Linked DNA regions of Homo sapiens: all the other regions are linked to region 1. The links are chromatin loops, found by intact Hi-C in ENCODE. Cell type or tissue: CD4-positive, alpha-beta T cell. All regions are shown on one strand.

Region 1 (4,000 bases):
CTGTGCCAATGTCCCATGCTTTGTCCAGTGGCAGCCCCTTCCCAGGAGCAAAGGGAGGAGGCCACTGCAATGATACCAGTGCTCAGACAGAAACTTACACATATTCCAGGTTGGTTATTCTCTGGATGATGAGATAAAAGAAGAGGAATCAGAACTTCTGCACCAAAAGAGGCTCTGGCCAGACTTTAGGGCCAAAATTTTAAAATCTTTTTCTCACTTGCCTCGCCATGTGACCCTGCAAGTCACTTCAGCTCTACAAGCCTCAGTTTCCTAAATCTTAAAAGAGATTCCTAGTGACTACTTTATAGAATTGTTCTTTCGATTTAACTATTTAGATGGAGTGGTTACAACACCTCTCATATCCGTTTAGCTTGTTACCCACCATTGTTAATAGCTCTTGCCACACCCAATGGTATGCGCTTCCCCTAACCCAAGTGAAATTAATGATTGCTGGCCAGAGCTCTGCTATTTCCAATCCAACTGACATTACAAATGCCTCTGGCAGAACATCCTTCTTCCTCTTTCCTGTTGCTAAATCCAGATTATTCCCTTTATGGACCAACATCCATGCCCCCTCTTCCAGGAAGCCTTTTCTGAATACCCCAGCCTGGGCTAAGGGAGGCTACTCTGGAATCCCTTAACAACTCCGTTGCAGCACTTTTTACATTGTGTCCCATCTAGTAGCTAACTTATCTGCTCTTACTTGACTACGACCATTTTACAGACAGGGATTACAGTGTATTAAGTGCTGCATCTTGAGCATCCAGCGCCATGCATGAATGTAGTAGGCACTCTACAAATACTTAGCGAGTTAGTGAATTAATAAACGAATGAGTGAGATGCTAAGATGATGCATTCTTGGAGTGAGAGGAAAAGGGGCCAGCTGAGCAAACTCTCTGAGCTCCAAATCTTGGGCAATTCATTTGGCTACTGCATCTAGATGAGCTTATCTGTAAAGGAGAAAATGATGCTGACCTAATTTGTATTGCCACAGTCCTTTAGAACAACTAGTAATTGATCTGAAAGATTGAAGTCCCTTGCACTGTCCTTTCAGCCCTGTAGTCGGGCAGGTCCCTGTAGGGTGGGACTGGGTGCCACTATCACTACTCTCGGTTGCGGCACAGATGACATCAGCCTCCACTAGTAGAAAGCCAGCACCTTCTGCTCTATCCATACCCCCTCATCATTTTTATCTGTATCTTTAAGTCAACCTTTGGGGAGCTGATTGCAAAGTTGGAAGTAGGTTTCAGGGTCACTAGATATTCATGGCAATGGATACTCATAAAGCAAAAAGAAAGAAATAGTTAGAGACCCTTTTAATCTGCCTCTCACTGACATTTCTTTGCTGAAAAGTTCTGCAGGTATAGGCTAGGGCACTAGAATTTAGGTCAATGACATTCATGCTGCCTCTTAGAAAAAAATCTTTCTGCAGCAAGTGCACGATTTCCTGTTATGACTGCAGATCCCGCCGGCAGCACCAGTGTAGTGACTGTAGAGGCGTCCATCCTGTTTGTTTATAATTCTTAACAATGGGCTTTTGGGGAAGGAGGGCCCGAAGCAGCAAGCTCTGATGAGCTGCACAGAGGATGTGATGCCACCTGAATAATGCATGCCCACTTTGTGTGTGTACCCGACATGGGCCCGAATGCAGGGGAAAGCCAAAGGCTTTGAAGCACCTGCTCTGAGCAGCTCCGATGACAGCCCAAGAGTCCAGATAAGATCTGAGCTCTCCTTCCTCCCCACCACCCCACCCCCTATGCCGCTCCCATTTCCCTTTTGGCATTTAAAATAAGCTCTGAGACTAAGCCACCCCCGAGAGATCCTGTCAGAGATGCCGCTTTTGTGTTGCTCATATTCCTTCCTGGCCCCACCCTAGTGTAGGACCTTCTCATAACTTGTGCAGGGATAGCAGTGGCAGCCTTCCACATGACTGTCTGATCAGTCCCCATCTGGCCCCCTCCAAGCCACTCTCCACAAGGAGGCAGCCAGAAGGATCTTTCTAACAATAAAATGGTCACTTGGGCGGATGCAGCCCCAAAGGCACACGGCTTAGATTTCAGATCATACTCATTCCCCACATGAGAGTGCTACTCTCCTGCCGAATACCCTTCAGGTATTGCCTTCATCATTTGCAAATCATGTTCAAGATTTCTGGCATGGCACAGAAAGCCTTCCGCGATCTGACTCCTACTCCCCCCTCTCATCCTCTTCTCATCCCCTGTCTTTTCAGGTCCACAGTGCTCCAGTTGGCCGAGGCTCTGGTTCCCAAAACAAGATGTCCCTCCTGTCTCACTTGGATCCTCACACCTGTGTATCCTGGCATTTCTTGTCCTTTCTATCTGTCATTCCTAGTAGGAACCTCAACCACATCATAAAACAGTGGTCAACATTCAGTGTCGATCAGTCTATTCAAGGTACATTATATGCATTCCTTGATTTAACCCTCAAAGCAACACTGTGGGGTATGCATAGTTCTTATCTCCATCATGTGGAAGAAGTCACTGAGGCTCAAGGTAATAAAATGACTCCTCCAAGGTCAAACAGCTACAAAGTTGGCAGAGGGCTCAAACTCAAGGTCACTATTAACCACAGTATCACATGGAGACTTACATGACATGGCGTACCATCTATTGCTTACCTATTCTTAGACTGGCCGAACTCCAATTACTCTGAAATGCCATTTTTAAGGTACTAATGTATTCAAAGTCCACCCTCCCTACTTTAAAAGCTGCACTTTCTGCTCCCTTGCCAAAGCTGGAATTTCATCCTCACCATGGATGAAATTCACCTCAACAAAACTTGGACCTCTTTTAAACCTTCATTTCTCCATGAAGTCTTTCAAAATGCCTAAGATCCAAGTGATCTCTCTTACCCACATTGACAGCATATTCATCAACGTTGGAATAATTCCCATCATCAGCTACACATATGTCTGCTTTTTAACTATATTATAAATATACATAAAATTCTTTTTTATAAATGATTGAATTCATACACAAATTCTTCTAAAATATATATAAGGCACAAAAATTAAAAATACAAGAAAACACCTGTGTAACCCAATTTAAGAATTAGAACCTTATGCTCCTCCCTCCCCCATCCTGGCTCCTTCCCTCGTCGTGTTTCCCACACTCTCATTTTCTTTATAGCTTCTCCATTTGTTTGTATTCCTGAAAATTATTGTTTGCAGTGTTGCATGTTTCTAAACCTTATATAAATGGAATCATGCTGAACGAATTCTCTTGACAATGTGCGCTATTTTGCAGTTGTTGTTGCCTGTTTGTTTTGGATTTGGGGCTCCATATTATGTTTCTGAGATTTGCCTGTGTTGTTATATGTACCTGTGCTTCATTTATTTTCATAGCTGAACAATATTCTTTTGTGTGACTATGTCAGAATGTACCTAAATATTCTATTACTCGTGTACATTTGGGCTGTTTCCAGTGTTTTACTACAACAAACTTCTCTGGACTCATTCTTCTCCCTGTCTCCAGATGTACATGTAGAGGAGATTCTCTAGGGGTGTACACCTAAGCAGGGAAATGCTGAGACAGAAGATCTGTGCATTTTCAATGTTATTAGATAATGGCATATTGTTATCCAAAGTGATTGCACCAATTTACACTCTCTTAAGAAATGTCACAGTCTCATTGCTATTATCGCCATAAGTTCTTACTGTTAGATATAATTTTTGGCCATCTGGTGAGTGTAATATAGTAACTCATCATGGTTTTAGTTTGCATTTTCCTGTTTATCAATGGGATCACACACCTCTTCCTCTGTCATTGGCCATTTGAGTTCCCTGTTTTGTGAAGTGCCTGTTCAAGCCTTTTGCCCATGTTTCTATTAGGTCACTTGAAATTATCTGATAGGTTTATAGAAGTTCTTTATTTATCTTGTATACTAACCAATATATATAACTTCAATTATATGTATTATGAATACTTTTTGCATTTTTTAGTCTATGTTTTCCTTTATTTTGCTGTCTTTTGAATGTATC
Region 2 (4,000 bases), 420 kb after region 1:
CCATTACTGGGTATATACCCAAAGGATTATAAATCATTCTACTATAAAGACACATGCACACGTATGTTTACTGCGGCACTATTCACAATAGCAAAGACTTGGAACCAACCCAAATGTCCAACAATGACAGACTGTATTAAGAAAATGTGGCACATATACACCATGGAATACTATGCAGCCATAAAAAAGGATGAGTTCATGTCCTTTGTAGGGACATGGATGAAGCTGGAAACCATCATTCTCAGCAAACTATCGCAAGGACAAAAAAACCAAACACCGCATGTTCTCACTCATAGGTGGGAATTGAACAATGAGAACACATGGACACAGGAAGGGGAGCATCACACGTCGGGGCCTGTTGTGGGGTGGGGGAAGGGGGGAGGGATAGCGTTAGGAGATATACCTAATGTTAAATGATGAGTTAATGGGTGCAGCACACCAACATGGCACATGTATATATATGTAACAAACCTGCACATTGTGCACATGTACCCTAAAACTTAAAGTATAATAAAAAAAGAAATAACAAATTATCTGCCCCAAAGTCTCTGCCTTTAAGAAATTGGAAATTCTACTGATTCGATAAAACATGAAACAATGAAAGAGACATGTAAGATGCTAAAGTGCAAATTTAGGGTGATAGACTAGACTTTTTATAATAATCAGAGGAGAAACTCAAAGAATTGGAGCCAGGATGGGGGCAGAGATACCAAGATGAGAAAAACAATCGTGTGTATTACTCCACAGAGCCTGGCCCAGCATAGAACTCTGAAGAAAGCTCTACTTTTTTCTTGTACAGAGTCACCATGTTTCCTATAAGACCATATTTTACAAGGAAGGAAGGGAGGGAGGGAGGGAACAAGGAAGGAAGGAAGGGAGAGAGGGAGGGAGGGAGGGAGGGGAAGGGAAAAGAAAGAGAGGGGAGGAGAGGGGAGGGGCAGATGGGAGGAGGGAGGGAGGAAAAAAAGAAAGGAAGGAAAGAAAGAAACAATGAGAAAGAGAGAGAGAGGAGAAAAAAGTACAAAACATCAGCTCCCTGTCTTCCTTACAAGTATCTTTCCATGATTTTCCAATTGCCAACTAAAGTTCATTTCCAGATGTGAGTTCTTTTTCATTTGCAATTCAACAACGCTCCTTTACCCGGATCAACTCTCTTTCCAAATTAGGGAAGCCCCAGGATGGCCAGAGCGGGTCCTCCTCATCTGTTCTGCACAGCACCACACTTCCTTTCCCATTCTCCAAAAATAAGTGTTCTGGAAGAGTTCATCTACTCTGAGGTTTGGTTTTCTTTCACTCACATCCCCGTGCCTTCCCTCTCCCCCCACCAGTCCACTTTTATTCCTCTCTTCTTTTTATTAACATGTCCACACTGTTACTAAACATAAAGGGCTTCTTGAGGAACTAATTTCAGCACATTTGTTTGGGTATTATATGGATGTTCAGAGTGGAGATCAAGAGGCACAAAAATAGATTTTGTTGATTTATGAGACCTCACTGTTTTCAATTCCCCATCAGTATGGGCAGGCACGATGCAGTCAAGAAGCGAAGCATCTGCTTCCCGCACGTTTCATTTGTGAACTTTAGCACCTGATGTAAATCATTCATAAAATCCCAAAGTGTTGGAAGGTACTCGTCTCTCGTTTTCATAAACATATACTCCACATACTGTACCTAGTGCTTTCTATCATTTGTTACAAATGGTAGGAGCAGAATTTTAATGACTACCAGAAATAAATTCTCAGCAGCAGGAAGGAAAAAAGAAAAGGAAACCTAGTTCTGGTAGTTCTGGAAACCCTAACATCCATTCATCACTTACCAGAGTTCTTCTAGAAACAAAAAGATGTCGCATTAGGTTATCGCCATCCTATATCTCCCCCTAAAAAGAACCTGAAGGAAGATGGAATATATTAGCTCAGTGCTGCTCTTTTAGATTCTTCTTAAGGGTGTCAGATCTGTGTTCATAGAGAATCTCTCAGAGATGGCTGGAAAAGACATTTGCATCTGGTAGGCAGTAGCCCTGTCTACCTTCTTTGGCCATACTCTTTGTATTACCTTGACACCATTGAGATGTTGACTCACATGAATTGAACATCTGAAGAAAACACAGTTCCTGCTTTCAAGATGTTCAGAGTCTTGCGGGGTTAGAGGACAAACACATATGTCAACAATTAACACCATGGGGGTGGGACTGTGAACCTCTCTCTCACTTTACCCATCCCCATCTTCTAGAAACAGCAGATAGATTTGGATGGGAGGGTCGGGTCAGTTGAGGAACTCTGCCATCTTCTGGCCAAGAAAAGGGCAGGTGGCGTACACAAGCTCAGACAATCCGGAGTGGAATGACACAGGAAAGAAAATGAACAAAACTTATGCATTCCGACAGTGGTGGTTGGTCCAGTTCTCATCCTCTCAAATTCTAATTGTTCAGCCTTCCTTCTGACTTTCAAACGTCCAAATTAACTTTTTTCTGCAAAAGTCATCCAGAGTTAGGTTCTGTTGTTTGCCACTGAGGGACCTTTATGGGTACCTCTGGAAAACACTGCAATTATTAAAGAATGTAGAGGGTTCAAGAAGGGTGCAGAGTAGAGAGTGATTATTTGATCTGGACAAAGGAAAGGAAGCTATCAGAGAAGGCTTCACGAAGGAGGTGACATTCAAAAGATTAAGAATTGGAGTGCACAAGATAAACTTCAAAACGCTTTTGCAAGATACCAAAGTTGTGAAGCTAAGGGCTCTGGCTCTAATGACTTGGAAGAACATAAGTCCTCCAATTAAAATCAACCAAGTATCTTCTTTGAGTGAGGAATCATTAAAAATATATATTATTTTCTTAAATCCTTTCACATAACTAGAGACTCCCAAGTCTTAGGCTTTTTGGACTGTACCAACCATTTTCCTTTTCTCTCTTCAGAAGGAAAGCTCTCTTCTGTTCCTTCCAAAAAAGAGATGCTATAATTCCACAAATCTCTCATATAATAATATAATAATTATGAGGGGGGTGAGGGGAGGCCCCTGGTTAGCTTATACTTGAAATTCTGTCTTAAAGAGACTAGAATGAGAAGAATAAGTGGAGAATGTGGATAGAATTTGGCATTTCTACAATAACATTTCCTCATTGCTTTGTAGGTCAGCTAGAAAGAGAGGACCCAGGGGATCCTGCATTTAATAGGTCAATTGAAATTTTAATGAGAATATCTATTTTATTTCTCCCAGAATTTAACCAATTCATTCATTTATGCAACCATTTGCTCATTTATCAATCAACTCATTCATTCTTGATTGTACCCTTTAAAGATTCATTAACTTATAGGAGGGTTATGCCATATAATCATAATGAAATGCACACAGAATTTTCTTTCTGAAATTCCAGAGGGGTGGTTATTCTAAGTAGAAACTATGTTGGTCTGGGTGTCCTGAGATCTGGATTCTAGTCCCAGCATTGCAACTTACTAGCTATGAGAACAAACCCCGCAGCTTTACTTTGCTCATAATTACACAGGAATAGTCATTGCTGTTCTATCTGCATCAGATAAGATGCAGAAAGATGCAGTCTTTCTGTCAGAAAGACTGAATGAACCCATGGAACCACAAATCCTTCGTAACCCAAATTCTCGATCAATGACATGATAGGATTCCCTGGGTTCTAGCCTCCTGCCATTAGGAGACGTGTATGCTTAACAAAGTCATTTCCACAGCCTGCACCCAATTTCCCGCCTCTGGGATATGGGATGGGAGCAGTTAACTACCCAATTTCAAATATTCTTTCCAGCTCAAAACATTTGTGACTCTCCAAAGTGACTTGTCATTGTATATTTAAAGTGATATGATTGAAGACTTCAGTCCTCCTTAAACTAGAAGTCTAGCTTAGGGTGTGTAGAATCTCGAGCAGGCCTTCCTCCCATGGGAAAGCAGCTTAGTCTCAACTGGGTCATTAAAGCCTAGCTACACCAGTGTTCCCCTTGCCTGGTGCACATCTACACCATCTGGAACTTCTGGTGGG
Region 3 (4,000 bases), 190 kb after region 1:
TATGGGACTGGGTAACAGATTTACATTTTAAAATGTCTTTATTTGCATTACAGATAAAAGCGCTACTAACAATATGTGACGGGAGATGCAATGGGAAAAGTTATCTTTTGAAACCTCTACTTATTAGGACTGCTTTGAAAGCACAGTCAATTTCAGACCAATATGAATAATAATGATAATAATAATAACCCCACTGCCAAAATAGTCTTAAGGGGAAATACATTTTTATAGGGAAAATCCCAGATTGTTTCTCTCTATTAATAATGATTCTTATCTTTCTTTTGCTCCTGAACAAGACCTTAATAAGTCGTTTCCTCCTTTCAGGAGCAATAATCACCCTTCATGGGTGAGATATCCTATATTTACTTGATAGCGAGTGTAAAGCCGAAAGTGTCTCAATATGTTATTGCATCAAGGAATCATGGTTCCTCCCCCAGCATTCATGACCCCCTGGGGTGCAGCTTTGCCTGCTAGAGTTGCGTTTCCCTGCGCGTCTTTCATCTTCGCCAGCTATGATTAACTGTCTTCCCAGGGCCGGAGGTGGGGGCAGAGACTGGATTCGGAAAACCTTAGTTACCGGATCATGTTTGATTTTAGATGGAAATGAAGATACCGAGGCGGAATTCTCCCCCAGTGCAGCCTACAGCTTCCCGGGGTAATCCACTCCAATAGAAGTCATTGTTGGGTTTAGCAAATGTTTATCCAGATTGATGCAGCAAACTTACATGTGAACGCAGATAAACAGCGACTCGGAGGGCAAAGGGTTCCAGAACCAGGTGAACCTGCTTAAATGTCACATTTTGTCAAAGGCTAATCCCCTTGTCGTTCCTCATTTCCACCCAAACCATAAAAGTATCTCATGTGTGCTGTAGATATAATTATAGATGGAACCCGCGTATTTACACTATGCATCTGTGTCCCTACTCTTCCGTGCTGTATGTTTTAAGGACACAGGCAATGAGTAGCGGCCACTGGTTTGCCCACATTCCAATGCATCACATCGGCAAATCAGGAAAATAATTGGGTTTTCCTTTGAGAAGAGAGAGAAGGGGGAAAAAATCCTTCTTCCTGTGATGTTTTAAAAATTCAAAATTTCCTCATTTATCTCCATGTTAGCTCTAACCACACAGTTGAAAGGTATATTTAGACTGCAGATACTGTATTTTAGAATGTGGAATTTCACGTCCTCTCACTTGGGGGACTTGAAAGAATTGTGCACATTTTGAATAGGCTTGTCTGCAAGTAAGAGGGAAAAGAACTTACCTTGGCATTATACTAGTGAGATTTTGGTTTTTTGCAAGGCATTTAATGTGTCTGTGTATGTGTGAAGGCATGCATTGAAATACAGAGCCAGTTTGTTCACCTTCAATTAAGTTCTCCCTCAAATATACACGGAAGGAAATGTACATATTATATTTTATAAATAATAAGGCTTGGGGGTCAGCTTTCTCATATCTTCACATGGTTGGCCAGATCTTAGTGTGTCTCTCTCTCTCTCTCTCACACACACACACACACCCAGTGAATGGGTAAGGCTTGGTGATTAAGGTCGTGCTGTTTGTTCATCTCTGCCCTGGCTAATGTGATTGAATTGGAACAATACCTTTGAACTCCTTGGCTCTGATCTGCATACTAATTGATCCCAAGTCCTTGACAATGACCTTAGCCGCCATCCACCCATTCCTGCAAAGGCTGCTCGGCCCTACTCAAAAGTTGCTATCAAAATCCAGAAACGACACAGAAAGTCCCTTTATAAAGAGCGTCTTTGAGCAGTGTGTTACTCCCTAGCTCCCCCTGCGAGATGCTTTCAGAAATAAAAAGTATTTGTCCAGGACTGGAAAACAGTTTTGTCGCGGAATGCTCAAATGTCTGTGGAGTAACCGCAAGAGCAAAGGGGGAGAAATTCGGTTGTCAAAACTTACCCTCGTGGTGATAGGTAACATCTTCTCCTAAAATAAAAATCCGTGATGATAGATTCTGTGCAAGATGTTTCCCAAAATTGTCTTTGAGATATCAGAAGCCTGCACATACATCTCACTCTTCTAAAAATCAGTGGACAGGATCAGATCCTGCCTTTATTTAAAATCTGAATTTTTTGTTCATTGTGAATTTTGGTGCATTCATTTTATTTTTTTAAACATTGCATCCAATTATCATTTTTCTTAATTACTGCCTTTTTGGCACTCCATTAAATTTTGCACCCAAGGTGCATGCCTCAATTCTCTCACCCAGATCCCAGCGCCCCCAGCATCTCTGCTGTAGTTTTATAGTCTTAGGAAAGTTCTGAGGAAAGAAATTCGAACAGTGGAAAAAGTATATTTTTCCCAAATTTACACATATTTACCTATAAATTTAAGTGGGCACAAAAACAAGTGAAAGTATAATAATTCATGGGGATTCGCGTATCTCTTTAAGGTAAAAAGGTGCTGACATACGCACACACACAACCACACATCCAAAGAAATTAAAGACAAAGAACCACATTGTTGGTGACTTTTAAAATTGTACTGTGCAGTAATGAATTAACCAGTAGCTAGAAGGTTTCCATTAATAAACCAAAGTTATATTCTTTGTGTGACCTTGAAAACAACAACAAAAAAAGTCTCTTCTGGGGAGAAAATGTATCAAAGGAGTTTATTAAAAGCAATGGTAGTATCAGTCCTAAAGCAAACACTGGAACAAAATAAAAACACAAAAACCTTTTCTCGGATATGAAATCATCGATTATATTGGACTACAGCGTTTTCTTGAAATCTGCCTGAGGGATAAATTGGAGGGGGCCACCCCATTTGGCTGTGAACAGAATAGATGGTGTTACTGGAATAACTACTCAATTAAAATCAGCGACCCCTTGCTCACCTACGCTGGCTTTACCTGGGCCCACCTTGCCGACAGCAAAAGAACACAGGTGCAAAACAAAAAGACCACCGATTTTCTCTGATACCACACCACCACCTGACATCCAACACTCGTCTTCCCGTGATTTAGAGATCAAACACTGGTCCTTGTCAGCCCAGGGCAGCCATGAGTCACAAAACCACGTCCACGGGCGCACACGGCTTCCACGCTTTTTCATTTCAGTAAGAAGACACTTTTCTAAGAACACGGTGTTCTAAAAAAGAAAGAAAAAAACTGTCTGTAATTTGTCATGAATTTCAATTACCAAAAACTTTTGATTTTTTTTCCTCTTTGAAAAAAAAAAAAGATTGGCATACCTCCAGGTTTTAAGAATGTAGTTAATGCAGAGAATGACAGAAAGATAAAGATGTGTGTGTATGTGTGTGCGTGTTTGTGTGTGTAGGAAAAGCTCCGAACATACGCTGTTCATATAGGCCTAGCTGGGTTTTAAGCCCTGAATAAAGGTTCGTGGTGACATGGGTGAGAAAGAGCATTTTGTATTTATGTGGAACGGATTGTTCTGACAGGTTCCACAGCATTTCCCAGAGCCGACATGTCACAAATGTGACTTGTGGCATCCCAGGGCTGCACACACACACCAGGAAGCCGGTTTACACTCACCAACTCACGGCACATAAAGGGTTTTGGAGAGGAAATAAAGACTCATTTTGCAATTGGAAACTACAAGGTTTTTTTTTTTTTTTTCTCCTTTCAGATACACAGAATACTTACCAAACGGGAGCAGAACTTTTTTTTTTTTTTTTTTTTTGAAATGTGCAACTGTGTGAAACTTGTCTGGTTTCAGATTTACACAGAAATTTGGAACCATCTTGTTTTCATCCAAACAAATTCAAACTGAAGAACCTCTTAACTAAGCTGGGAGCATATTTGCACCAAGAAAACTGATGTTCCTAATTCATTAACCTACAAGCATTTGGTACCAGTGGAGCTTACTAAATGTGCACAGCCCAGTGACTTGCTTTTTTGTTCTGTTTTCTTGAGGGCTGACTCTTTACTTGCACTGTCCTAGGTAGGAAGTGGAAGATAAAAAAACAAAATCAGCATGCTATCAGCCTGTTATCTGTTCTTTGGTCTTAAGGAA
Region 4 (4,000 bases), 120 kb before region 1:
GTTAAAATAGAAAATTAGGGGAAAAAAATGAACCCCTTCCCAAAGAAACTGGATGATATGTTTTCTTAAATTTTTATAGATTTGTATTTTTATAAATTGTGCACTTTTCTATAGGTATGCTGAACTTCAATGCAAAGTTTACTTAAAACAAAAATGGAATAAAAATGCCAAGATCCCCCATAAGGCTCTGGGTGCTCCCTCTGTTGGGAACCTCACTTCCCCTGCAATTTCCCCACTATGCCTGGCTCTGATTTCTGGATGTATTGAAGGCCTGGTTCAAATCCTGCCTCCTAAATGTAGCCTTCTCATATTTTCCTCAATCAAGGTTTGTCTCTGCACTATTGAACACCCCTCCCCATCCTAATTGGCTCGATTTATTGTCTTTCCCACAAACGTGGTCTGGTTCTGGCTTCAACAGCACCACAGTCCATCCAGAGCTCCAGCCATAAACCTGGAAGATGCCTGTGATGCCACACTGCTCATATGAAATCAATCACCAGCTCCTATGGCCTTTATATCTCTACATCACTCAAGTCATCTATTTTTCTCCCTTTCTTCAGCTAATATCCTAGTTCAAGCTGCCATCATGTCTGGATTAATGTGAGGTGCTCGCAGTGAGTCTCCCACACACCGTGGCCCTCTTTCAATCAATTCTCCACATGGCAGCAAGGTGATATTGTTAAAATGGATGTTCCCTGACAGTCCTGTTGTCTGTTCCATTCTGCCCCTTCTTAAACCTCTCAGTGTCTTCCCTTCATCCTTACAATAAAGGCCAAAACCCTCACCATGGCCATGCCTCCTCACTAGCGTCAACTTGTGCAGTATCTTCCTGGATTTTTTCACTCCAGCCACACTGACTGGCCTTCATTTTTTCCTTCAAGAGTCTTCACCCTAGCATTTCCTGCTGCCTTAAACTGCTCCTTCTGCTTAATCTTCACTCACCCTCAGAAAGCAAAGGATTGGCTTTTCAAAGAAGTTTTTCTGACTCTTTCATATTAACACAGGCTCTTCCTCTGCAATGGACCGAATGTTTCTGTCCCCATCCCCCAAAGTTCATATGTTGAGATCCTAGACTCCAAAGTAATGATTTTAGGAAGTGGGTCCTTTGGGAGCATGTGGATCTCAGACTTCCAGCCTCCAGAAATATTAGGTTTCAGCTCTGAGGGAAAAAAAAGTTGAAAACATTTTACTTGTTGATTTAAAATTATATTACAAAGCTATACTAAACAAAAAAGTATGGTACTGGCATAGAAACAAACCCATAGACCAAAGGAATAGAATACAGAGCCCAGAAATACACCCGAACATATATAGTCAACTAATTTTTGACAAAGGCACCAAGAGGACATAATGAGAAAATAATAGTCTCTTCAATAAATTGTGCTGGGAAAAACTGTATTTTCATATTCAAAAGAATAAAATTAGACCCTTAGTTTACACCATGGATGAAAGGCCCAAAAGTAAGATCAGAAACTATAAAATTTCTAGAATAGAACATAAAGGGAAAGCTCCTAGACATTGGCCTTGGCAATGATTTTTTGGATATCACACCAAAAGCTCAGGCCGTAAAAGCAAAAATAAATAAATGAGACTATAACAGACTAAAAGCTTCTGCACAGAAAAAAAAAATGAAATGGCAAACTACATGTCAAAAAATAATATTTGCAAACCATATATCTGATAAGAGGTTAATATCATACAACTCAATAATAGAAAGCCAAATAACCCAATTTTAAAAAAAAAATGGGCAAAAGACCTAAATAGACATTTCTCTAAAGAAGGTATAAAAATGAACAATAGATAAATTAAGAAGTGCTAAACATCATTAATCATCAGGGAAATGTAAATAAAAGCCACTATGAGATACAACTTCATGTGCGTTAGGATTATTGACTGTTATCAAGATTTCAAAAGATAACAAATGTTGGAAAAAGTGTAAGAGAAAAGGAAACAAATTCTTGTAGACTGTTGGTGAAAGTGTAGATAAGTTTAGCCATTATGGAAAACAGTATGGAGGTTTCTAATGAAATTAAAAATCGAACTGCCATATGATCCAGCTACTACTCTTCGAGGCATAAAGCAAAATGTTACAAAATGATCACCTTCCAAAGGTAAAGAGACCTGCACTCCCATGTTTATTGTAGCTTTATTAACAATAGCCAAGCTATGGAAACAACCTAAGTGTTTGTCAACAGATGAATGGATAAAGAAACTATATATATACACACACATTTATATGTGTGTGTGCACATATAAAATGGAATACTATTCAGCCTTAAAAACAAATAAATAACAGAAATGAGATCTTGCCATTTTCCCCAACATACATCAGCCTGGAGGACATTATTCTAAATGAAATAAGACAGACATTGGAAAAAAAAAAAAACAGAAGAAGAATGCATGATCTCACTTATATGTGAAATCTAAAAAAAAAAAAATCAAAGATACAGAGACGGAGAACAAAACAGTGGTTACCAGGAGTGGGGGTGGGAGGGGATGATGGGGAGGAAATGGAGAGATGTAGATCAGAAGATACAAAGTAGCAGATGTGTAAGATGAACATATGTAGATATCTAATGTACAACATAAGGACTACAGGTAATAAAATTGTGCTTTTTTGCGAATTCATGCTAAATTAGTAGATTTTAACTGCTTTTGCCACTAAAACAAAAGAAAATGGTAATGGTGAGATGATGGATATATTAACTTGTTTCACTATAGTAACCTTTTTACTATCCATGTGTATTCTATAACATCATGTTGTATACCTTAAATACACACAATAAAATTTATTTTAAAATAAGTTTTTAAAAAAAGATTTCATGGAGCTTTACTTACTAGGTTTTAGATTTCTTTGAAACCCACCACTTTTTTTTTTTTTCTATTTTTCCCTTTTGGAATGAAAATGTCTGTCTACACCTGTTTACCATCGTATTTTGCAAGCACATAACTTGTTTAATTTCACTGGTTCACAGATGGAGATAAATTTTACCTCAGGATAAATTGTACCTGGAGTCTCACCCATATCTTTTTTAGACAATATTTTGATGAGACTGGACTTCAGACTTTGAGTTGATAAGAGAACGAATTAAGAATTTTAGGGCTATTAGGATGGAATAAAAGTATTTTACCTATGAGAGGAATATGAAGTTGGGGGACCCAGGGGCAGAATGCAATGGACTGAATATTTTCATGTCTCTAAAATCCGTATATTGAAATCTCAACCTCCACTGTGAAGTATGAGAAGGTGGGGCTTTTGGTAGAGAATTAGGACTTGAGGTTGAAGCCCTAATGAGTAGGATAAATGCCCTTATGAAACAGAATGCAGAGAGCTCTCTTCTGCCATGTGAAGATACAGTGAGAAGCTGGCTGTCTGCAACCTGGAGGAGCTCCCTCAACCAGAACCCAATCCTGCTGGCACTCTGACCTCAGACTTCTAATTTCCAAATTGTGAGACATAAATGTCTGTTGTTTATAAGCCATCCAGTCTCTGATACTTTGTTTCAGCAAAGTCTCTTCTAAGAATTCAGATTTGTCACAGTAAAATGCTAGCTTTGAAGTTCCAAGATTAAACAGGAAGAAAAACTGCAGAGAAACTATCCAAGAGGTAAGTAAACCCAATGTGTTTGTCTTGTCTCCATTCAAGATCATTGACTCAGAGAAATCTTGGATTAGCCTCCACCCCACCAGGCATGCATTAAGCCACCCTGTTCTCTGCCCCTTAGTGTCCTGTACTTCCCAATAACATTGTGTCTCATGCTTCTATTTCTAGTTCAACTCTAACCTCTGTGAAGACATGGCTTGTGCTTACTCTGCATCTATAGTGTGTAGCATTCAAATATATTTGTAGAAGAAAGAAAGGAGAGGAGAAAAAGTGAGATCTCCTGGCCTCTCCTCAGGTGGGTGGGATGGGAGTCAACTGATAGTGAAAGACAGAAAAAGGCAATATCCGAGAGAAAAGAGAAAGTGTGAAAGCAGTTCAGGGGCCCATCAGCAGAGA
Region 5 (4,000 bases), 1.6 Mb before region 1:
CACCTGTAGGAGTTGGAATGGCCAGGTAGGTCAGACATCTGTACCTTCAAACAGTCGAGCAGTTTTTCTCTGAAATATTTGCCATGCCGAGCTTTAGAACAATTCTTCTTTCTAGAATTAGCTTACTGATAGCCTTATTGGTGAATGGATGCTTTTGAGAAATTTGCCAGTGGTTTTGGCAGTGTGTGTTGGAACTTTCTCAGTTTTACTGCCCTTCCTCCCTCCTTTCCTTCCTTCCTCTTCCCTCCTTCCCTTAGAGATTTTTTTCCCCATTGTTAGGAATGGGACTTCACTAAAAAAACAAAACAAAACAAAGGCACAGACAAGTGCCTTTTTAAAAAAATTAGTATTTATTTATTTCTATTTGAGACGAAGTCTCGCTCTGTCGCCCAGGCTGGAGTGCAATGGTGCCATCTCGGCTCACTGCAACCTCCACTTCCCGGGTTCAAGCGATTCTCCTGCCTCAACCCCCAGGTAGCTGGGACTACAGGCGCATGCCACCACGCCTGGCTAGTTTTTTTGTATTTTTAGTAGAGACGGGGTTTCACTGTATTAGCCAAGATGGTCTTGATCTCCTGACCTCGTGATCTGCCCGCTTTGGCCTCCCAAAGTGCTGGGATTACAGGCGTGAGCCACCGCGCCTGGCCCAAGTGCCTTGTTTTAAAGACATATGCTGTAACTGTTTCTGTGAATCATGTTATGTGGCTTTAAGTGTTGGCTCATTATTGGGACACCCAGTAGGGTCGGGTGCCAGGTGTCATTGCATCCATCAGCAAAACCTGTCTTTGGGAAATCTAGAATTGGATTGTCAGCAGGTGCTGTGCTGGGCTTCTTGGAGTGCCTTGAGAGTGATTTCCTGGGCTCGGCCCACACCCCTGCTTCTGCGGGCCAGCCCAGCCAGCCTTGAGGTGCTCCTGCCACTTGGAATTCACAGAACTCCACCTCCCCTGGGCCTGGACCTCTAGGCTTCAATTCCCTAGTGCCCATAGTCCCCGATAAGGGTCATCTTGGGGGCCTTCTTGCTCCAGGTGCTCCCACACAGTGTGGGCAGCAGTTTCCCAGCCCTTCTCATCCCCCGCTCTACCTCGTGCACTCCCCTCTGGCTTTGTCATCAGCCTGGCCTCCTTCTGCCCCTTGGTGTGGATGATGCCTTTATCCTGCCCTCATGGGGTGGGGGGCAGTCCTGGGAGAACCAATGGGCACAGCTGCTGGGGCCGCAGGCTGGAGCCAGCGTTGTGATTGGATCCAGCTGCTGACCCAGTAGCCGCCATGCTGGGGTGTTGGTGTCTGGAGAGGGCCGTGTTAGGAGCGTGGGTGTAACTCCTTGTCGACATTAGTTTCTCTCCTGCACACTGTGTGTGTGGGTGTGCGTGTGTGCCCACGTGGACACACATCCCCCTGCATTTTATTGTGAACTTGCATGTGTGTGTGCATGTAGTGTGCGTGCAGCTTTTCTCTTCCATAACCGCCCATGGTGGCGTTCGGTGCATCTTAGAGTCCTCTGATGTTCTAGCGGCACCAGGCAGCTCGGCTGTGCATCCGGGCACCCGGAAACTTCGGTGGTGTCAGGCTGTGCCTGGCGAGATGACCACGTCCCGGCAGCCAGCAGCGGCTGGAGGAAGCTTGGCACGGTGGCAGAGGCAAAGCGCCGCAGAAGTGCCGCAGGTTTTTCATATGGAAATGTGAAATAATGGGGTGATTAAATAGAGCTGTATATTAAAGTACATCTGACATTAGAATTACCATAATGTGCTGTAGCCTTAGGCTGAGTACTTTATTTGCCATCTGCGTCGGCCCAAAATCCCCCGGGGAAGCGCTAAAATATTCTGAATAAACTCAGCTCGAGTTCTTATTGAGAGTAAAATACCATTTGTGGCACGTCGTATTGATTCGTCTTAATTGTGGTGCAGAAAAGAACATTCACTGGCTGATGACTTTTGTGCTCGGTGACAAGCTGGCTGGAGTTACTCTAGCACTGCAGTTGGTTAACCTGGGCCGACAGCAGACTCGGCCAGGCGGGCACCTGGGCTCCAGCCGCGGGAGCCGCAGCGCCACCCCCCGCCCCAAGCCGGTGGTACAGCTGGGGCTCCCCACCAGCCCCTGGCCCTCCTCCCGGGAGAGGGTTGGGGAGAAGGGAGCCCACTGTGGGGGGCAGAGGAAATTCACACCCTGCCCCTCAGACCTCTCCCTATGGCCAGCCTTGTCCTTCCCCAGAAAGACGAACTGACCTGCTGGGGACAGAGGCCACGGTTTCAGCCTCAGCCCTAGCCCCAGCCCCAGCCCCAGCCCCAGCCCCAGCCCCAGCCCCAGCCCCAGGCCAGCCATTGGTTGGAGAGATGTATTCTGCATATCGAAGGAAACAAAACTAACAAAAGAAAGGAAAAGAAAAAAGAAGGAAAAGAGCCTATCCACCCGGGCAAACCCAAGCTTGGTTAGTTACTGGTTAGTGGTTGTGGGACTGGGTAATGGTCTCTGAACCCCACTGGGGGGAAATTACTTGCAAAATGCATTAAAGATAAAAGAAAACACTTGGTGATCCAAACAGTGTTCCCCCCATTCATAAGGTCCAGTTTTTTACCCTATAATTGCCTATCATTATACACAATTTAAATATTCAAACATTCTCCACAAACCCTGGGCTAGCATGTTTTTATTACAAATTCAGAACAAGGGAATAACCTTTAACTTCAGAGACAAATGAGACAAATTTACAAGTGCATATCTGCTGTTTTCTTGTGCTTTATCAATCCCCGCAGACCGGAACACTTTTGCTCTAACGCCACTCAGAACAATATACATATATTACTACTTGTTTGTAGTGTGTCAGTAATGAGTCCCCTCTGCATTAGCTAACCTATATAACTCGGTATCGAGGCTCTCCATAACGTCAATTATCTCCTTGGAGCTAAACGTACACTCCATTAAAATGAGATTTACTGCTCTGCCATACTTCTTGGGGTGGAATGTCGAGATTTTTTGTGGATTTAAAGAAAGGAAAGATGGAGGCTTGCCTGGTGAAGGAAGTCTTGAATTATGGAGAGGGGAGACTTCCTGTCTCCAGGAGGAGGAGGAGGAAGGCCTGCATGGGGTGCTTCTGGGGAGACTGAGATCCCACGTGTGAGTGAGAAACAGCTACACACTGATCCCCGCTCACACACCTGCAGCCGACTCCTGGCCTTTTTTTTTTTTTTGCCTGTTTATCTCCTAACTCCCTCTTTATTTGTCCATTAAATGATAAGGATGGTTTGCTCTGTGCTTCTCTTTCACATTCTCTGCAAAATTCCTGTCCCCAGAGTTCTAGAATCCTTTCAGAAAACTCTCATGTTGGGCGGCGTGGGGGAACGTCACCATCAAAGTGAGCTCAGCTATCGGCCCACCAAAACCCACTGGAACAGCGTAGGCCCTTTTCAGGGAAGTTCACAGAAAGCAGATTTCAAGGGACTCTGACAACGCATTCTTTATTATTTCCAGTGGATTTCTGTGCCTTATCCGAAGGCGGGACCTCTAAAGACAACCTCTAGGAATGTGCTGTAGCTTTTCACAAATGCTGCAGATGACTTGCCACATGGAAAATTGCTCTGTGCGTCCTGCCCCGGCTCTTCCATCTTACTGACAAACACCACTGTTTTCACCCTGTGCCATGATACCCCTGCGGCTGGCAATGTTGCTTTATTTTGGGGTTGGGTGGCTGTTTCCTGAGCCTGAAACTGCACACCTGGGCTAACCAAAGAATTGAACGGTTGAAACACAGACTGTTTTGGGAAATCTCGGGTGCATGCAGCCATAGTTCAGTTTTAATACTTCCCTGTTCCACCGACAGCCTGGACTGTCTTGTTTCTGAAGGTGGATTCACAGGCCTAGGGTATTCAGATGTGAGGCTTGCTGGAATCGTTTAACTCCTGCCGGAGAGGGTAACCTAGAAGCCACCTTCCTTGCTAGTGATCTTCATAGACTGGATTTTAAGTTTCATTCCTTTATACCTTATGGAAAGCAGCTTGGG
Region 6 (4,000 bases), 430 kb after region 1:
TGAAAGCAAGAGCTGTGCCGCATTTGTATCTGTGACTGCAGATCTTGTAGGCTTGGCTCATAGTAGACGTTCAGTTAACATGCATGAGCCCACACGACCCTTAAAGGGAAGATGACTGTCCCTGAAGCCACATCCTGCTTCCTTCATCACCATTGTGTAGAATCGACCCTTAGTGTTTGGGAAAGGAGCCAGAGAACAGAGATTACACTCAACCCAGTCCTACCTCTATGTCATAATTTTGGCTGCAAATCACTGAATATTTCCCAATATGCCAGGAACAGAGCAAAGTTATTTCTCTGACTTAATTTAATCCTCACAAAACCACTATGTATGGTAGGTTTACTATGATTCCTATTTTTCAGTGTGAGAATGAGGCTTGGAGAGAAAAAGAGTAAGTAAAATGAAATAAAACCTTGCAGTTCCACCTGACTCTGAAGTCCTTGCTTCTAACCCCTGTGCTGTGCTCATCCTCTTTGAACTTCTGTTCCTAACCTGGTATTACAGAGATTAACACCCATCTGAAAGAGTGTGAGAGAACACATTTATTCATTCATTAGTTCAAGAAGTTCTACGGGGTATCAGCCTGATTCCAGACACCGGCACTGGGGAATATAGCGGCGAACAAAGTGAGCCCCTGTCCTGAGGAAGTGAGAAGAGAGACATCCTATGCAAATAACAAATGTATCATATAAAATAGCATCAGCTAAAGGCTATGAAGAACATTTTTAACTAAATAAAATAATGTTATAGAAGTTAACCTTCTGCCCAACACATAGTAGGTGCATGAAAAAATGTTTGCTGAGTTTCTGAATGGGCATAAGGGATACTGAATAGATTCCCTCACTCTGAAACATCTACTGTCCCCTGGTGCCAGGCCAGGTGGGCTGGGGGTGGACATCCAATGGGACCCTTGTCCTTAGAAGCAGATACTGAGCCAGAATCTTTGGTGTGATGACAGTACTGCACCAATGGCAATTAACTTATGCCTAACCCCACAAAGCCAGAGACAACACTGTTAATAACACTGCCTTCCTCTTCCCAGGGCTCTTCTCCGTGATTCAGCCTCTCATCCTCCAGTCTGTCTCAGCAGTGATTTTTGATCCCCAAACCAAGCCAAATCCATTTTATTTTTCATTATTCAAGGAAAAGCCACTGATATGGTTTGGGTTTGTGCCCACCCAAATCTCAGCTTGAATTGAAATCCCCATGATCCCCACATGTTGTGAGAGGGGCCCAGTGGGAGGTAATTGAATCATGAGGGTGGTTGCCCCATGCTGTTCTCATGATAGTGAGTGAGTGAGTCCCATGAGATCTGATGGTTTTACGTGTCTGGTATTTCCCCTGCTTGCCCTCACTCCGTCCTGCTGCCCTGTGAGGAAGGTACCTGCTTCCCCTTTACCTTCCGCCGTGATTGTCAGTTTCCTGAGGTCTCCCCAGCAATGCAGAACTGCGAGTCCATTAAACCTCTTTCCTTTATAAATTACCCAGTCTTCGACATTTCCTTATACCAATGTGAGAATGGACTAACACAACCACAAATTCACATATCTACACAACCAGGCACTGTGAAGGAGGTCAGAGGTAGAGGGCCTCAGAGAGGTGAGAACAGTGGCAAACTTATTTCTTCCCCAAGAGAAGTCAGTAGATTGTTTTCCTACGTGTCCAGCCTTTTTAAATGTTGGCAATTTGAAGCATCAGCCACAACAACTTGCCCCATGCAGGGTAATACTTAGGGGCCCAAAGTGCCTCCCTGTACTTGCCCCAGGAGCACCCAATACGTGGTAGATTATAGTGATGATGGTAGTAACAACAGTAATAATCACTGCAGTGATACAAAGCGTGTAAACCTGCCCGCAGGGTTTTAAGCCTTTCACAGTCTATGAGTTGCAGGTGTGCCCTCTCGTGGTTATAATTGTCCCTATTTTCAAGATGAGGAGACAGAGCTGCAGAGGGGTTAAGTCAGCTTCCTTAAAGCTTCACAGACAGGAGCAGCTGGTCTGGATTCGAATCCTGGTGGTTGGCTTCCTCGCCCAAGTCTCTAACCTGGGCATCCTCCTGCCTCTCAGAGAGAGGCTAAGTAGAGGTGCACTGATGGCTGCATGAAGTCTGAGAGAGCCAACTCGACTTGACACAGATGCTCAGGCTAGCCCTGACTGCTGGGTCAAGGTCAAGGATCTCCAGGGATGAAAGTCTCTGGTCCCTGGCGTATGCGACCTCCAGTCTCCTTATCAGGCATGCCGGGGACTGTTCAAGCCCCTATCGACTTTGCTTAATGCCTCACCCATTAGTTTTATTCAGAGCCCTTTATGTGTTTGAAAATATTCCTCTTCATTATTCATATTGTGCCACAAGAATGATATATTTGAAGAAATCATCATGAATAAAGTGGCCAATTTAGCAGTGAGATTTACTAGGAAAATACTCAGTAAAAAATAGTCAGCCACCACAGTTTCTGGGAGAGAAAAAAAATGCTGTTTGGGCCTTCGTAGTTATGGAACAATGCTCATAGCTGCGGGATCCTATTCAATAATGTTTCCTATAGCAATTCTCAGACAAAGAAAGAAAAAATTATTTTTAATAATGATAAAAGGGGAAAGAAAGTGGCTTCAATTCTAATCAAACCTCTCGTTACAGAAAAAAGAAATTATCCTCTTTCCCCCTATCGTTCTAAAATAGTTTGGGGGAGGGTAAACATGTGTGTACATTAAAAATAGAATTGCTAATAATCTTGCAAGTAAATGTTCTGGGTTTGGGAGGCCAGATGGCAGGGCAGTAAGAGCTAGAGTCAGAAGCTCGTCTCTACTCAACTCTCATTAGTTCTGCAGTCCAGGAGAAGGGTAGTTAGTTGGCATGACTGAGCCTCCACCTCATCGTCCTTAAAATGGGGTTAATTTTGTACCTAACAGAGAGGACCAGTGTCTCAAAATTCATGTTCTCCCTTTCTTTCAGTTGCATTGGCACTGGGAAGGTGCTGGTAAACCAGCTCACTGAAAACAAACAAAACAAAAACCTTGATGTGTAGCCTTTGTTAAATGCTGTGGTGTAAATACTCTCACCGTGGCTGGTGTTTAGCTTCCCACGACATCCTTGGACGTGGCGCTGGACAGAAATGCACAGAGTCGGCTCTTGATCCCTGGCAGGGAGCAGTGCCTATGCAGGACTAAAGGAGCTGCCCAACCCCAGTCCATGTTTCCCAGCACCCTTCTGCCCAGGTTTCAAGGTGTGGTCATTGATTTTCCTCACTGATCTTTGTTAATTTCAGTGCAAGCTTTTAGAAAACGCGGTTGCCTCTTCCCTGCCCACTCTCACCTTTCTGATGGAGCCACGCAAGGGGAGAAGCCTGAGTCCCTGAATCACTGTATGGAGGAAGCTGTCCCTGGGCACAGACACCCACATGAAACTCTTAGGTGATTTGAAAATATCCTTTTGGGGTCTTTTCTAGCATTACTCTAATGAATGAACCAGCATATGGGATGTTAATAAGAGTGCTTATCTCATAGGATTCTTTGAAAAGCACTTAGCTCAGTGCCAGGCACCCAGGGACACTAAATGTCCTCCCTATTATAGAAGTGCAACAGAAATAGAATAATTAGACTTCTACATTATTATACAGAGAGAAACCTTCTACGTTCCTCAAATACAGATACACTACCGTTAGGGGATACCTATTTATTCATTAAGCACACTTATTGAACATCTACTATTTGTAAACTTATATAAGTCATCTTTTCCTTCGACGAGGCACCTGAACTCCACTGGGGAGAGAAGCCATGTACGTCAGTGGCTATCTGTGTATAAGGCAGAATGGGATGAGTGCCCAGTGAAATCTATAGTGAGCACTGAGTAGTTTCCAGGCACAGGGTAAGCACGGACACCTTGCATAAGTACTTACACTAAGGGCAGGTTTTATTATTATCCCCATTTTACAGATAAAGAAACTGAGTCTCGGAAAAGTCAGAACTGGGATTTGAACCAAGGCAACCTGACTCCAGATCCCACA
Region 7 (4,000 bases), 1.7 Mb before region 1:
TTCTTTTTTCTTTTTCTTGTGGCAGCTGATAATTTGCTTGGGTGTTGAATAGCCAGCCTGAGCTATTTTACTGTAATGAAATCCCAGACCACACAAAATTAAGTCACTTCAAAGTAAAAAAAGAAAAAAAAAATCCTCTCTTTTACATAACTTCTTTTTTATGGCCCCCTTCCACTTATTTTATTGAAATACAAATAAATACATTTGTGAAATGTTCTAATGAGTTTTCTACTAAAACAACACGCAGAAATGACTCAAGAAAAGTTGAGTGCCAATATTATTGTGATTAACATGTGCCTCAGAAATGGATGCACTGCTAAGAATTAAAAAAAAGGGGGGGGGCGGTGTCATGTTTAAATTCCTACCTTGGAAAAGAGATGTCGAAAGCACTCCTGCCCTTGCTATTTGCTGTTGGCCTCAGATAATCCAAACTCCTCCAGCTAAAGCCTTGAGGTCCAGTGTCCTGTGTGGAAGCCCTTCTTTTCTTCCGCACCTTTGAAAAAAGCATAATGTTAAATAAAAACAAATCTCTTCATTTGCCCACAAAGAGTGCTTTTTTATCACATCGTTAGGAGCCCGTTGTGGCTCTGAAGATTGAAGGCATTTGCAGTTTTATAGAACCTGCTAAATGTGTTGAGAAGGATTGCTATTGTGGTAAATCTTTTCCTTTTCTTTTTCTTTAAAGCGCCTATTTTATTTGTCAAGACTTTTATTTGTAACCTTTTAGTAATGGCTGAGACCTGTGAATATACCTGAGTATGTTTTCCTTATTCACTTGTTCTTTTTTCTGCTCTTGTGCTGGGGAGACCCAGGCTCCTGGGCTCAGTTTTTGGGGTTCTGGAGAGGTGTGTGCATTATTCTTTTTTCTGCTCTTGTGCTGGGGAGACCCAGACTCCTGGGCTCAGTTTTTGGGGTTCTGGAGAGGTGTGTGCAGTGGGGGAGAGAAGGCGGTTGGACTCCATAGAGCAACTGAGGATATTTTTCAGGGAGCTGCTTAAGCATCCTAAAATTAGGCTGGAGTCCTGCAAACAATCTGTACACAGGGAGACCCTCCCCAAACATTCGACTTTCCCGCCTGGAGTCTGTAGACCAGAAGGTATGGGAGTGAGCCTCTTCCTGCATCTAAAACCTCTTCACGGATCTGGAGTTTCCACCTCCTGGCCTGCAGGCCAGGCCCAAAGTTTCCGCTGCTGGCGGAGTCAGCGGGACCCTGGTCATTTTCCTGGGAAGCCCACACTGGGAAGCATGTTTTGCACCGGCCGCCTTCCCTTGCTCTCCCTCTCACATGTCAGAAACGGCGATCGAGGTGTGTGCCTCAGCTGAGGAGGGGCAGACAGGACCTCATGGGGTGGTGGCTGTGGTATGTATCTGTCCCTCCAGGGAGGCAGCCTTTGGAGGGTGTCAGGAGGGTGCAGAGCTGACCTGGAGCAGGCTGGACTCCTCTGACTGTCTGCTGAGAGGGTCGAGGGTCAGGACAGAGAGGTGTGATCTGGGTCTTGCTTCCTGCTTCAGACTCCGCCTGGCTGTGCCTTCCCAGGGTCCCCACCCCCAACTTGTGTCCTAATAACCCTTCGAGACCCCCTGTGGACATCCTCCTGACACCAGCCTCCCTCTTATCTCCATTTCCTTCTCTGCCAGGCACTTCATTATTCCCTCCGTTAGGGGAACTTCATAAAATCTCTTGTCGTGCCTTTAAGCGTCATCTAGTCATAGATTATTTTCTCCACCAAGAATTGATTCCTGCTCTCTCCCCCTCCACCCTTCTCCTCCCCCCTCCCTACGGTTGTTATTTTCTCTTGGATCCAATAAATTAAAAATGGATGGCAGCTCAGAAAGTGTTGTGCTCCGTCGAGTGTGCGTGTGGTGGCGTTTCCGTGTCGCCTGGAGTCCCAGCCCCTCCCCAAGTGTTCACGGAGAGGAGATGAAAAGATCTCTTCGTAGATTATGGGTAAGCATGGGCTCGCTGGCAAGAGCTCCCTCTTCGTAGGAAGCAGGTGTAAAGTCTCCAGTCGGATGCAGAGCTCGGGCGGATGGATGCTGAACATTTCTTGTAAACATGCGTACACATCATGATGGCGGTTGTGACGTTGGTGGCACACGATTTTAAGAGCCTGGGACCCATCCCCCCACATCCTTCCCTTTCCCACCCCCGTCATCACTGAAACAATAATTCTGTGTATGTTTCTCCTGGACTGTAGCTTAGCCATTAAAGATAAGAGAGTTGGATTTGAATTAATGCAGGGTAAGGAGGAGCAGCAGCCCACGTACTGTGTATGTAGCAATGCACATGTGTGTGTGCAGGCAGCCACGCACATGCCTGTGCTCTGGGGACAGCAGGCAGCAGACCTCTCGGCTGGAGTTCCCCTAAGGGCAGGTGCATGGGCAGTTGTTAGAGATGGGCCAGGGAGGGCGGGGTCCTTGGCACCCTGTGTGTGGGGGAGTCACTGGCCAGGTAAGGCCCTGCTGAAAGCTTGCAGCTGCTGGGGGCTTGTTGGCTGCTTGGCTGGGCCTGTGTTAACGATGTCTTTCCATTTCTTTCTTCTGACTCAAATTCCTTCCCAGCAAAGCCGAGGCATGGGGAAGTTTGTCTTGGGATCAAGTGCTTCCCCTTTCACTTAACAACGATGTCCATTATTATTTGTGATTGCTTCTAAATGCATTTACCAGCTGGGAGGAGGCCTGGCCTTGTAAATAAAATGTGGTTTTGTTGTAAAAGAAAATCTAACTCGTGTGTTTGTGTGTGTGTGTGTGTAAATACAGATTTGTCCCTGCACTTTAGGATTTAGCATTTCAGAATCCGCCTCAGCCCTCTGATATCTGCCTTTCGAACAAGTTGTCTGCTGCATCCATTCATTTTTCCTCTTAATGAGTCAAACATTTCAGCAATTGCTCTACTTTATTCGGCTCATAATATATTGAGAGCAGCAATATTCTGCAGGGCTGCCCGACACTTGGGGAGCTTTTCATGAAAGCAGAGATCATCTCAGAGGAAAACCTCATCTTGGCTTTATTTTTTTAAGGCCCGAGTTTGCTGGACAAGGCTGCATGAGGGGCTGGCCTGTAGGGTCTGGGAATTTGAAAGACTGTTTTCATTGGTCTTTTTCCTGGTGCTTTTTCGTCTCTGGGTGGCAGGTTGGACCACTCTGCCTGTTAGAACAGAGGCCTGGCTCTCTGAGGCTGTGCAGAGCCGGGAGACTCAGGTGTCCATAGGGCAGAGAAAGAGGGGTGTCACTTTGCCCTTCCCAGGGCTTGGCTTTCTCCTTTTATTTCTTCCATTATCGATACAGTTCTAAGGAGGGACACATGCACACATATGCAGGCACCCTACACGCCTAGCTTGGTATCTGCCTGCCAGCGGAAGTGAAACCACAGTCTTTGGGGGTGTCTACAAAGGCCTTGAACGTGAGCTTTCAGGCCCACTTGGTCCACTTACTCTGACCCAGAAATTTGGGGCTGGGGGTGACTCTGCTGCCTGATGTTGAGGGTGACCTTGCTACCTTCCTGGGAAGTGTCGCACACAGCAGGCCAAGGCACAGCGCCACAGCCTGGGTGGTGGGGAGAGGAAACCCCGTTCTTTGGAATCGGGTGAACACCCTGTCATCTCAGGGGTTTAACTTTCAACGCTGAAAGTGGGAGGGGAAGGAGATATTTTTTGTTTGTTTCTTTTCCTCCCAGACTCCCTTAGAGGCAGTGAGTTGGATCTCTGGTCTGGGACGTGGAGATCCCAGCTCAGAACTGAGCCCTGGAGGCCTGGATAATCCCGGGGCTGTCTCGGGGACGCCAACAGGGCCTGGCTCCCAGGTTGGTTGGCTGTTAGGACTTGACGCAGAAATCAGAGCTGCAGCACAGCAAACGGCTTTGGACACCTTCAAACTCAATTACGGGGGCTCGCAGGGCTGCTGCATGAGGAAAGTGAAAAGGCAGAGACTGCCAAAAAAAGGAAAGAATACCAGATGTTACCAAAAATAAAAAAATAAAAAAAAGAGGAGAGAAAGGAAAA

What was found. A loop is a pair of places that touch in the nucleus more often than their neighbours do. Peaks named below come from ENCODE experiments on the same cell type or tissue, not always from the same donor. Only the 100,000 strongest peaks of a DNase experiment are listed, where the experiment ranks them.
Region 2: it touches region 1 in a loop (2.8-fold over the local background); 4 of 110 quality-filtered maps call a loop at or near these places.
Region 3: a loop joins it to region 1, with 5 times the contacts of the local background. A loop is called at or near these places in 3 of 110 quality-filtered maps.
Region 4: it touches region 1 in a loop (4-fold over the local background); 6 of 110 quality-filtered maps call a loop at or near these places.
Region 5: it touches region 1 in a loop (4-fold over the local background); 3 of 110 quality-filtered maps call a loop at or near these places.
Region 6: it touches region 1 in a loop (4-fold over the local background); 4 of 110 quality-filtered maps call a loop at or near these places.
Region 7: a loop joins it to region 1, with 5 times the contacts of the local background. A loop is called at or near these places in 7 of 110 quality-filtered maps.

Annotation. Positions count from the first base shown.
Region 1 is chr14:97,600,515-97,604,514 of GRCh38, reverse strand. No RefSeq gene overlaps it. Among named protein-coding and RNA genes, the nearest start is that of LINC02291, 84 kb to the left of the region's middle. In CD4-positive, alpha-beta T cell, no CTCF peak of the experiment used is centred here; DNase peaks (open chromatin) are centred at 1,094 and 1,584; H3K4me3 peaks cover 1,555 bases; H3K27ac peaks cover 2,852 bases.
Region 2 is chr14:97,183,656-97,187,655 of GRCh38, reverse strand. No RefSeq gene overlaps it. Among named protein-coding and RNA genes, the nearest start is that of LINC02304, 31 kb to the right of the region's middle. In CD4-positive, alpha-beta T cell, CTCF peaks have their summits at 2,068 and 2,286 (motif pointing left); a DNase peak (open chromatin) is centred at 2,275.
Region 3 is chr14:97,408,629-97,412,628 of GRCh38, reverse strand. No RefSeq gene overlaps it. Among named protein-coding and RNA genes, the nearest start is that of LINC02325, 48 kb to the left of the region's middle. RefSeq lists an enhancer at 201-722. In CD4-positive, alpha-beta T cell, a CTCF peak has its summit at 1,809; DNase peaks (open chromatin) are centred at 3,308 and 3,358.
Region 4 is chr14:97,718,614-97,722,613 of GRCh38, reverse strand. The region is part of intron 2 of LOC105370651 (a long non-coding RNA gene); the gene reads right to left. Among named protein-coding and RNA genes, the nearest start is that of LINC02291, 34 kb to the right of the region's middle. In CD4-positive, alpha-beta T cell, no CTCF peak of the experiment used is centred here; a DNase peak (open chromatin) is centred at 2,483; H3K27ac peaks cover 601 bases.
Region 5 is chr14:99,186,854-99,190,853 of GRCh38, reverse strand. All of the region lies in intron 3 of BCL11B (BCL11 transcription factor B), which reads left to right. Among named protein-coding and RNA genes, the nearest start is that of BCL11B, 83 kb to the left of the region's middle. In CD4-positive, alpha-beta T cell, CTCF peaks have their summits at 1,929 and 2,139; DNase peaks (open chromatin) are centred at 1,493 and 2,003; H3K4me3 peaks cover 4,000 bases; H3K27ac peaks cover 3,894 bases.
Region 6 is chr14:97,175,108-97,179,107 of GRCh38, reverse strand. No RefSeq gene overlaps it. Among named protein-coding and RNA genes, the nearest start is that of LINC02304, 22 kb to the right of the region's middle. In CD4-positive, alpha-beta T cell, CTCF peaks have their summits at 1,745 and 1,953; a DNase peak (open chromatin) is centred at 1,897.
Region 7 is chr14:99,260,631-99,264,630 of GRCh38, reverse strand. All of the region lies in intron 1 of BCL11B (BCL11 transcription factor B), which reads left to right. Among named protein-coding and RNA genes, the nearest start is that of BCL11B, 9.6 kb to the left of the region's middle. In CD4-positive, alpha-beta T cell, no CTCF peak of the experiment used is centred here; DNase peaks (open chromatin) are centred at 1,930 and 3,370; H3K4me3 peaks cover 4,000 bases; H3K27ac peaks cover 4,000 bases.